Linked DNA regions of Homo sapiens: region 2 is linked to region 1. A link is a contact called in ENCODE Hi-C or POLR2A ChIA-PET data. All regions are on one chromosome and are shown on one strand. The core of a region is the stretch at or near the end of the contact, and the rest is flanking DNA. Distances in the headings are between cores, read along the strand shown.

Region 1 (5,758 bases), core at 1,195-3,694:
TTATCAGCTTAAGCATCTCCCATGGAGATGGCTTTGGACAGAAGCCTAAACAAAGCACAAGGAAAGGATCAGGAAACCTGAAGTCCACCAGAAGCTCCAACTAATGTTTAGTGACCTTGCCAAAAGCAACTAGGGCTTCTAATTACCACAAGTGATCATGACTTGAATTTTTATGCACTTCCTGAAGTCATTCCAGCAGCACCACGTCTCCTCAACAGCCTGGAAGTGGTGATGATGTGGTATGTTGGCTACCGGGTCATCAACACCACTTAATTCCTTAGCAACTGAGGTGAAAAGCCTTCATCCCAAGTGCCTTGGAAGAAAGGCTTGTTCCTGCTCAACTCGTAAAGTCTCAAATTTATGCTGAGGATAGTTTCTCGCCGAGTGACTTATCAGGTTGACTCTTAAATTATGACATCAAAGCAAGGAACATGTCCTGTTTTTATTTGAATCCTCTATATAATGACATGTACAATGCCAGGCACCTAATAGGTGTTCAGCAAAAGCTGGTAGATTGAATTATGTATATGACAAAATTAAGACAGAGGGGTCAAATAAGACTTACAGATAAGTCCAGATGAGATCTCTGGACTCAAATATATTCTAGGGCTTTGAGTTAACACAGAAATGGCAGGGTTTTTTTGCCATGGACAATCATGCTTTCTTCCTCCATCCTCCCTCTCCCCATCTGCCCTGAACACACACTCAGCCCATTGTCCTTTATCTGAGAGCAGATTCGACTCCACAGTTCCTTAGGGCAGAAATTGTTTTTGTATTTTATGGGGAGAAAGGGAAGAAGTCTGCAGCACACGCTACCTAGAGAACATGCAATACAATTTCATTATAAGCAAATTTGTTCTTCCTCCCCATACTCTTCAGAGTCTCTCTCCTCTTTCTCTTTTACTTCAGTTCTCGCTCTTAACTTCCTTAGCCCACTGAGCTAAACCTGGTGGATCTTCAAACAACTGCCAACTGTTCCTCAGGTTGGCTCCCTGGAGTGGTCTCATTCCCCATCCGCACACAGCTGATCAAGTATTCACTCTCCGAACAGGTCTCTTTCGCAGCTACTCAAAAAACATAACCTTTGGCAGGGTGCAGTGAGGGGGCACAGTGGCTCACACCTGTAATCCCAGCAATTTGGGAGGCCAAGGTGGGTGGATCATCTGAGGTCAGGAGTTTGAGACCAGCCTTGCCAAAATGGTGAAACCCCATCTCTACTAAAAAAAAATACTAAAATTAGCCAGGTGTGGTGGTGCATGCCTGTAATCCCAGCTACTGGGGAGGCTGACGCAGGAGAATCACTTGAACCTGGGAGGCGGAGGCAGCAGTGAGCTAAGATGGCACCACTGCTGTCCAGCCTGGGTGACAGAATGAGACTCTGCCTCAGGAAAAAAAAAAAAAGCAAAAACCATAAACAGAAACAAAAAGAAAACATAACTTTTACCTATATTGTTATACCAAAATTAACAGATGTCACAGAATTTATTCACCTTAAGATAAGGATTCCTTTTCTTTATTGCTAAGCTAAATAAGCAGTAACTTTAACAATGTTAATGACGAAGAGTTGGAAATTTATTCTAAAACCCTTTAATTTATAGTAAGATATTGTTAATCATGTAAGTTTTTCTTTCTCTTTTTTTTTCCCCTTGAGACAGTGTCTTGCTCTGTTGCCCAAGCTGGAGTGCAGAGGCACGATCTCAGCTCACTATAACCTCTGCCTCCCAGGTTCAAGCAATTCTCATGCCTCAGCCTCCCGAGTAGCTGGGATGACAGGCATGCACCACCATGCCAGCTAATTTTTTTTTTTTTTTTTTTTTTTGTATTTTTAGTAGAGACGGGGTTTTGCCATGTTGGCCAGGCTGATCTTGAACTCCTGGCCTCAAGTAATCTACCTGCCTTGGCCTCCAAAAGTGCTGGGATTACAGGTGCAAGCCACTGCTCATTTAAGTTTTTCTTAAGTAAACTTCAATGCACTTTGTTTCAGTATTATTATTGAAAGTTACTAAAGGGTTTTGTCCACTTATAATTATGAAACCTAGATCCCTGAGTGGCAACAATCAGATAGAACTAAGAAGTGATTGTCCCTTAGATAGGCATGGATTTTCCAGTCTGCCACAGTCCCCACCATCCCTTATTGTCTCCTTGACACCAATGCGAAGTGTCAATTACTATTTATCATCAGGCTTCCATTGCTGTCTTTCTGAAGAGAGTGTTAAGAGGAAAGCAAACTGTTTCCTGATTTCATGTGCATACCTGCCTGGCTCTCATTAAGTTAGCAGCCCCTGTCCCTTTTGGTTCCATCATTGTACAGATGGGAGCTTTCTTCATATGCTTAAGTAAAATCTTCAAAAAAGGAATGAAAATTTATTCACCAGGCTACAAGCAGGTAGGGAGTGATTTAACAGAGCGAATCACGTTGTTGTTACTAAAGATGTCACATAATTTACAACTTTGAGCAAAGGTTCCCAGGGGACAGGTGTGAAAACAAAAGCAAGTGATGCGTCATCTCACCTTCCTGAGAGCAGGCAGAGGCAGTGCTTTAAGAATCATTGATGACTGACTAGCAGGTTACAGCGGGTGGAGGAGGGCTTCACTATCTTCTCTGCATGGCCCCTTATTATCAGTAGCCCCAAGATTAGAACTCTCTAGAGCAATGACTAGAGAGCAATGCTCAAATGCTGAGACATGACTTCAGCCTTTTCTTTACCAGTCTACTTTGGGGGGCAGGATGTGAAGATTTGGTGAGTTGGACTCACAGCTTGTAGAGTCTGGCTGGAGAGCAATTTTGTTTTGTTTTGTTTTGTTTTGTTTTGTTTTGTTTTGTTTTGTTTTGTTTTGTTTTGCAACATCCCTTAAGACAGACATTTTGTACAATATGAGAAGTGACTGTTAGTCATTTTACAGATGAGAAAGCAAAGTTAAGTAACTTTTCCATTGTCGGGTAGCTAGGAGTAGACAGCTGGGAATCACACCTTGGTCTGTCTTCATCCAAACCCAACCCCTTTTCATTACAATATGGCAGCTGAAAGAACCTGATACTTTAAGATGAGAATAACATTCTTCAATATTTCTTTATTTACAGCATCATAGACATAGCCTTCAATTGTCCAAAGTAGTTAAGAGTGTATGCATTGATGGGGGGGAAGTGTGTGTATTGTTGTGTATTGTTGTATTTTGCCACTCTCAAGCAAACTTCTCCTCCAGTCTCATCAACATACCCAACCTCAACCTCATAGCTGCTAATTCTTCACAAATACCCATAAAACCTATCTATTGAAAGCTATATTTCCCCCAAGATATTGGCCATATAGGCAGCTTCAGGCCAAGTTCTTTCAAACTTCAGCCATAGCAACCGCAATTGCACAACCAAGGGCAGCTGTGATGAAGTCACGGGGAACAAATTAGCAGAGGTCCCAGTACTCCTCTGGCCTGTAATCACTCATCACCTCAGACTGTGTTGATGATCCAGACCCTGGGCATGCCATTTAGCTGAACTCTATAGCTGAAGGAAATGCTCAGGAAAGGATTTTTAATTTGAGATTTTCCTTTGAATAATGTGAGGCTTCATTTTTTGGAGAAAGGAAGACAGTCTATCATGAGTTACTACCAGGGTCTTCACAACAATGCCAAGCAAAATCTGATCCAGTCTCACCCAAGTCAGTGGCTCATATCTACAATCCCAGCACTTTGGGCGGCCAAGGCAGGTGGATCACTTGAGGCCAGGAGTTCAAGACCAACCTGAGCAACATGGTGAAACCCTGTCTCTACCAAAAACAAAAATTAGGTAGTCTCATAAGCCAGTCTCAAAAAAATTAAGTAAATAAAATTTTTAAAAAATTAAATTAAAAAATGTTGTTAAAAATCTGATCCAGTCTCTTCAGACATCCTCCCACAGAAGATGCTGAAAAAAGGTTTCTTATATGGTACAAATACACAATGGAATACTATGCAGCCATAAAAAGGAATAAGATCATCTCCTTCAGAGGGACATGAATTGAGCTGGAAGCCATTATCCTCATCAAACTAATACAGGAACAGAAAACCAAACACCACATGTTTTCACTTATAAGTAGGAGCTGAACAATGAGAACACATGGACACAGGGAGGGGAACAACACACACTGGGCCTCTCAGGGGGTGGGGTGGGTGGGGGTAGAGCATTAGGAAAAATAGCTAATGCATGCTGGGCTTAATACTTAGGTGATGGGTTGATAAGTGCAACAAACCGCTATGGCACAGGTTTACCTATGTAACAAACCTGCACATCCTGCACATGTACCCCACAACTAAAATTAAAATTAAAATTAAAAAGAGAAGGAAAAAAGGTTTCTTGATGATCTCTATCTAGAACCCTTTGAAGGTGACCCAATCAGCTCATTAATTGTTTGCTCTTGAATACTTGCTTTCACCCAATGGGCTTTGATATTAATAACAGTATTGATTATACTCTCAACATTTATGGAACATACTAGCTCTGAGATAAGTGGTTTCCTTTGTTTGATCCTCACAACAACAATTCTATAAGCAAGTAGGAGGAAGGAACAAACAGATAGAGTGCTATTATTATCCTCATTTTATAGACAAGGAACTAAGGCCACCAATGTGCCTAAAATGACCTAGTAAGCATCAGAATCACATAGCTAAACCTACATTGGCCCAAATCCAAGACTTTAGTTTGTAGGACTATGCTCAAGTAACTAGGCAGCCAATTCAAATACTCCATCCTCCAATTTTATATTTATAAATTACAAGCACTCACAGCCGGGGTCAGCAACTCATGGCTTTCCATATGGCCCATGAAGCCTAAAATATTTACTCTTTAGCCCTTTACAGAAAAATGTTTTCTGACCCTTGGCCTAGAACAGTAAACCAAATCCCAAATTTTCCATTCAGTGTACTGAGGTCTCTGTAGTACTTGGGACCAGCAGATTCCACAACATTTTTTAACTCAAGAAAAATATTTATTTGCATTGATTTATGTAAATGACCCTGAGTGATGAAAGTTGGAAATAAATTTGGGGAAAAAAAGAGCTAAAGAGTTGTGGTTGTAAAATATCCACCTCCTAAACTACTGCAGAGCTGCTGGTTAACCAAAATCCAGGGAGGGTTTTGCCAGAATCATGAAGAATTTTATGAATGGGTCTACACTGAGTACAGAGAAAAGTGCCCACAGGCCTCTCTGTATCCATGTTGATGGGGGATTAAAGAAGACTCCTCCTACCAACATCCAGCCAAACAGAAGACTAGCTGTTTAAATGGCTGCCAGCATGCTAAGCGAATAGAAATAGTGACAAAGAGGGTAGTCAGAAAGGCAGTGAGTAACTATTCATTGTTTTCAAACGTGGCGAGAGGTGTTTGGTAATCTTTGTGTAAAACAGACATCTGAGTCATCTCAGCAGCAGGGAGTTCTCATGAGTCATATAACACATGCTAGTCACAAATCAGGTCTTTCCACCAGTTCAGGAATATTACCAACAGTATCACCACACTACTCAGTATGGATCCAAAACTCAAGGAATATCTATCTAACTACACCTGCATGTTCAAATGTACTAGATGTACCATGGTATAACAGGTGTACCATGGGTGTACCAGTAGGTGTAAACAGACTCTACCTATAGGGTAGAGTCCTTTAAGGTTGCAGAAGAAACAGCTGCAAACTCCAAAACTGCCCCAGCTTGCTGTGTGAACTTGTGCATGTGCTGCCTCTTATCTGAGCCTAAGACTCATCTATAAAATGAGATGTTTGAGTTGGATG
Region 2 (5,758 bases), core at 1,311-3,810, 350 kb before region 1:
ATTGAGACCAACCTGGCCAACGTGGTGTAACCCCATCTCTACTAAAAATACGAAAATTAGCTGAGTGTGGTGGCGCGTGCCTGTAATTCCAGCTACTCGGGAGGCTGAGGAACAAGAATCACTTGAACCCAGGAGGCAGAGGTTGCAGTGAGCCGAGATTGCGCCACCGTACTCCAGCCTGGCAACAGAATGAGACTCCATCTCAAAAAAGAAATGGACGTAATGTTCCAGAGGCAAAGTTACTTTATTTTTTCAGGATTTCTTGAAAAGCAGTTTTTGTAACTCCAATGTGTAGGAATCTTATTTCACCAAAAAATAGTACATCGAATAGGCAAGAACACAGGCAGTAGGGCAGCTTTGACAGCCTCAGTAATTTCCAAGGGTATTTTTTGACAGAAGTATCACAAGTCTTAAAGTGATTGCATCGAAAATTTCTGATTCATTTGGGTAAGTGATTATCTTTCCATTTGCCAAGGACCTGTTGTATGTATAGTGGTAGAACAATTTGTATATTTATAAGGGAGATATGAGGTAGAACGTAAGACTTCTTTGGGGAGCCGACAGTACATAAATGTGTAGACCTTCTTGCTCAAAAGAAATAAGTGCAAGTTAATCTGGTTTTAAAAGCATACCCATAAATACTGAGTTTACTTGGAATTTTAGAGGTAGATATAATTAAAGGTGAACCTACTAGAATCAATATTTTTAGGTCTTTCTTCCCTCCTCTTTGAAAAGATTTGCAGAAAGTGTTTGATCGATAAAAATGCAATTGTTAATTGAAAAATGAGGCTGCACATGGTGGCTCATGCCCGTAATCCCAACACTTTGGGAGGCTGAGGCAGGCAGATCACTTGAGGTCAGGAATTTGAGACCAGCCTGGCCAACATGGCGAAACCCCATTTCTACTAAAAATACAAAAATTAGCTGGGCATGGTGGCACACACCTATTATCTGAACTATTCGCGTGACGGAGGCATGAGAATTGCTTGAACCTGGGAGGCAGAGGTTGCAGTGAGCTGAGATTGTGCCATTTGCACTGCAGCCTGGATGACAGAGCAAGACACTGTATCTCAAAAAAAAAAAAAAAAAAAGAAAGGTAGCGTTTATTTGGTCAGTTCAAAAGTCAAAGTAATAGAGATTGGTTTACTGAGATATAGTATGTTCCTTGTGTTTATCAAGGGTTTTCAGCGACAATGAGAATATTTGTGTCTGTGTTTTTGTGAAGGTTAAATGAGATTAAGTGTTGAAACAACCTGTAAAATATAAAGTACTATTATAATGTTATGGAACTTTATTGTAGAGCTAGAATTTCCTTATTTTTATATACATTAAATTTTAAAAATTAACCATTATAGGAAGATTTCCTTGATTCTGAGCAATTTACCAAATTTACTGCTATAATACATAAGTCGTAAGTAGTTATGTTAGCTTTCTCTATTCCTTGCATCCTGAAGACTCTAAGTTTAAGAGGTAAGAACGCAGTCTCACCAGCCTCTCAGTTGGGCCTCACAGCAATGGGAAGGGCAGTCATACCACTTTGGAGTGTAGTGGTCTCTGGCGGGCCTTGGGCATTTCCTGTAACCCCCAACAGGGACTCAGGGTTTGCTGAGCTATGGCTGCCCGTTAGCTTCTCATTCTACCTGCTTCTCTTTCCCACCCTGCTCTCTTCACTCTTGTTCTTACGCTATGCCAGGCACTGGGCTAAGTGCTTCATTTAATCCTATTAACCCAGTACAATTGGAACCTTAACTTCTCCATGAAATTGAGGAGATTCAGTTTTAGCAACTTTGATAAATTTGCCCAAGGCAATACAGCTAGAAAGCAGTGGCAATGAGGACTAGTTAACCCAGGCAGTTTGATTCTAGAGCCACTGCTTAATGAGCTTTCTATTATACCACCTCTCTCCTTGCTTTTACTGTTTACCTTTCTTTTTTCCTGTCTAATCATTCACTTCTTTACCTCCCCTTTGTCTTTTTCTCCCGCAAAGTTACCAGAAAGGAGGGTTTGGTTTGGTCCTCAAGTAGTACTTTCTTGTATGAAGTACTCTTGCTGGGCAGGTCTGTCATGCCAGGCCAGTGTGTCACATGGTACAGAGCATAACAACCTGATGAATATAATCACCTTTGGTTGTACTCGGAAAAAATAAGGGGACATTGAAGCACACTGAGGCCTCTCATGAGAAACAGGCACCTTGCATGGCCTATTTAACATAATAGTTCTGTAGTTTACAGGAGAGAGAGAGAGCAAAAGAGAAAGAAAGTTTATGTGTGTGTGTGTATGTGTAAGAGAGAGAGATCTGAGCTCCTGCAAAATTAGTTTTTTGTTGAAGTGGTTTATCTTGTAAGCATGATTATCTTAAAAACTTAAATGTTGGATTGTTTAAACGGTGGCTTAAAAACTAAATATTTTAGATAGGCTCTATAGAGATATGTTCATTTAGCTGCTGTGGATGAATAGGCATTAAAAATAAGTATGCACCAAGTAGAAACCCTGAGTGTGTGTGTGTGTGTGTGTATGTGTGTGTGTGTTCTTCACGTCCAATATAGATTTTGACTCAATTCCAAGTTAAGCAAGATTATATTGAATTCAGCTTTACTGTGCAAAAAACAGCATCTGCCTGAGTGTCCACGTATAGTAGTGAGTCACCTTTGGTAATAAATGCATTTTCTGTCCTGTGCTTTAATGTGGTTATATTTTACCGCATCCCCCAAAAAGGGTAGACAGTAAATGTTACATTTATGGAATAGTAGTGCCATTTTATACAGTTTGAGTCTCGTCAGTATTTCTACATCAAGCTTTGTACTATGGCTTATTTAAAAAGTAGAATGTTTATGTATTTAAACAGATAAAATTTAGAATGATTTTAATTCCAGGGTAAAATCTGCTCCGACCAGAGAGAAAAAACTAATTCATATATGAATATAGTATTTGTAATCCTCTTGTTTAAAGACATGCAAGTTCTAGAAGTATTTGTACTGCTTAATGTTTTAACAACTCTAACAATAATAGCAGCGGGCATACTTTGTACCAGTTTTTGCTGTAAGCCTTTTATATATATTAATCCTCTTTAAAACCACCCTATCAAGTACAAGATAATAATTTGATATGGTTGATGAAGCAACTGATGGGAAAAAAGAGAGGTTAAATAATTTGCCCCAAATCTTATTAAGTGATGTAGCCAGCATCTGAACCCAATCAGACTGTAGACTAGAGCCTCCTCCCAACCACTCAGCTTTGCTGCTTCCCACATACTAGTTACATAACTACTGTATGACTATAGAGGTCAGGTTATCAGCCTTCTAGAATCAGTAATGTTTTCTGTCAAAAAAAAAAAAAAAAGAAACTTGAGAAGCAGCTCCTGGATTTTCAGAAATTAACAAGAAGAATAGCTAAGGACTCAACAGTTATACCAAATGCACCATAATTAGTTGATTCACCAGGTAGAAGAAAAGGAGTACAATCATTGGTTTTCTGTGTCTGTAAGACCAATCTTTTGGTTTGGAATTTGAAATATTGGAGTTCTCTCTTATCCAAGGTTTCACTTTGTGTGGTTTCAGTTACCCGTGGTCAACCACAGTTGAAAATAGATGAGTACTGTACAAGCTATTTTGAGAGAGACCACATTCACATGATTTTTAGAGTTATAATTGTTCTGTTTTATTATTAGTTATTGTTAATCTCTTACCATGCTTAATTTTTAAATTAAACTTTATCATAATTGTGTATGAGTAGGAAAAAATAGTACAGTCATGCATCACAGCAGGGATACATTCTGAGAAATGCATGGTTAGGCGATTTTGTCATTGTGTGAACACCATAGAGTGTGCTTACACAAACCTAGATGGGATAGCCTGCTACACGCCTAGGCTTTGTATGGTACAAACCTGCAGTACAGCCTATTACTGTACTGAATAGTATAAGGAAATAGTGATACAATGGTACGTATTTGTGTGATAGGAATTTTTCAGCTCCATTTTAATCTTATGGGACCACTGTCATATATTTATGTCTTTGTCTTAAGTGTCCTTATGCGGCACATGACTGCATGTATAGAGTTCAGTACTATCTGCCATTTCAGGCACCTACTGTGGGTCTTTGAAGTATCCCCTGCAGATAAGGGGGGACTACTGTATGCAACTGGGAGAAAAAAAGGGTTAAGAAAGAAGAGACCTGAGTCAAACGGGAGAGTACTCTGCCAAAGAAGCAGTGAAGATTCCCCGAGGAATGTGAGGTTGTGGTCTTAGCAAGTAGGCAGTGGATAAGAGAACCTGCAGCAAAGAAACCAAGGCTCTCTACCTGGTGAGGCAGGAGTAGTCTTTTTGAAAAGACTGTGGGATCATGGACAGGTTGAGCTCTGGATTCTCACTAAGAGACATACTATCCAGTACACACTTCCCTCTGATCGTCACTTGGCTGGCTTTTTTTCATCATTGGTTTCTCAGTTCAGTTGCTAATTTCTTAGGCCTTCTGCAGCTTCTGTAGCTGAAATAGTTTCCTAACACTCTTTATCTCATTACCCTGTTTTATTGTCTTCATATGGTTTATTAGTCTTTGAAATTACCTTGTTTATTTATTTGTTCACCCTTCTGTGTTCCCTACTGTCTGATGTTCACTGTCCATTGCCATTTATCTAATTCTAGAAGAGTGCTTGGGATACAGTAGTTGCTTGGTGAATTTATTTTAAAACAAATTTCAGTAAAACTTGTTTCATTGAAATTAATTTTTCAAGAGTTTGTGGCTCTCTGCAGATTCATCCATGAACCCCAAGTTAAGAATATCTGTACTACGCATTTACTTCTTGACCCTCTGTAATCCCAAGGATGCCACTGTGGGGGCTGTAGGCATACCCCAGCCAAGTTCAAGTTGGTATTCCTTGAATAAAGTAATGTAGTGACACACCTTGGATCCTGTGTTATTCTTAATTCTTCATTACTTATAACAGTATTAAAAGGCAGAGGCATAGTTTACCTTATAAGTACCCAGTAAATTTTTTTAATGAATAGCAAGGCATTCGATGTATTGTAGAAATATTTAGTGGTCATTTTTTATTCTTTCAGCTGGATGCTTCAGGTAACATGTACTTTGATTTTGAGTCCACATTGCCAGGAGATCCCAGTGATGATTACAAATTTATAAAACCAACGATCCTTCTCAGATTCCATACCTATTTCAGACTTACTAGAGTTCACTGACAGGAATTTCCTGTTGATGTATTTAGGATCTACAGAGTTTTTGTTTTTAGTATGTGTGCGTGCAATCTACTTATTAAAGTGAGTTTTTTTCATTTGTGGTAATTGTGTGGTAGTTCATCAGGATATGTTGAGATCATCTGCCTTTAAAAAATGCCTTTTAAAGTTCATATATGTGTCTTTTCAAATCATGTGAACAATTACATTGCTTAAGGGAGGAAAAATGCTTTTATAGATTATTCTCTCTCCCGTTATTCCAAGAACTGTATAAGTCAAAATTCATCTCATTTTTTACCTTGAATCCAAATAGTTTTATAAATAACCACATCCAAATAGCATACACCTGTAATTGTTTCTGTTGGCAGTACGTTACAGTAATGTGTTTTTAGATTTTTGATATTTTTAAAGACTTTCAATTTTAAAAAATTAAATCATCTATGAATTAAAGTTAGTTATCAACTGTGATTGTAATAGTGCCTATGTTGCCTATGTAATACAAAATATTAAGTAAATTCCACATTTATTTTATCTACCCAAATGACAGTGACCTCATTTTTCTGTACCCTTCC

The links. Hi-C counts contacts between places; a loop is a spot of excess contacts on that map. ChIA-PET counts read pairs that join two places held with the same protein, here RNA polymerase II (POLR2A). Pooled maps may share reads with other maps.
Region 2: a loop to region 1 is called in a map with no recorded cell type, with 9 times the contacts of the local background. The contact joins two enhancer-like sites. A Hi-C loop is called at or near these places in 1 of 168 maps with a recorded cell type or tissue (Right ventricle myocardium inferior), 1 of 37 single-sample maps with no recorded cell type and 5 of 50 pooled maps. POLR2A ChIA-PET finds 5 or more read pairs at or near these places in 4 of 52 experiments (AG04449, BJ, PC-9 and 1 more).

What each region holds. Positions count from the first base shown.
Region 1 is chr11:35,332,032-35,337,789 of GRCh38, forward strand. All of the region lies in intron 1 of SLC1A2 (solute carrier family 1 member 2), which reads right to left. Among named protein-coding and RNA genes, the nearest start is that of SLC1A2-AS1, 53 kb to the left of the region's middle. Within about 2 kb of position 2,445, at least 2 of the 41 ENCODE cell types and tissues checked have a DNase peak (open chromatin) inside an H3K27ac peak, as active enhancers do.
Region 2 is chr11:34,985,236-34,990,993 of GRCh38, forward strand. The region is part of intron 9 of PDHX (pyruvate dehydrogenase complex component X); the gene reads left to right. Among named protein-coding and RNA genes, the nearest start is that of MIR1343, 46 kb to the left of the region's middle. Within about 2 kb of position 2,561, at least 4 of the 41 ENCODE cell types and tissues checked have a DNase peak (open chromatin) inside an H3K27ac peak, as active enhancers do.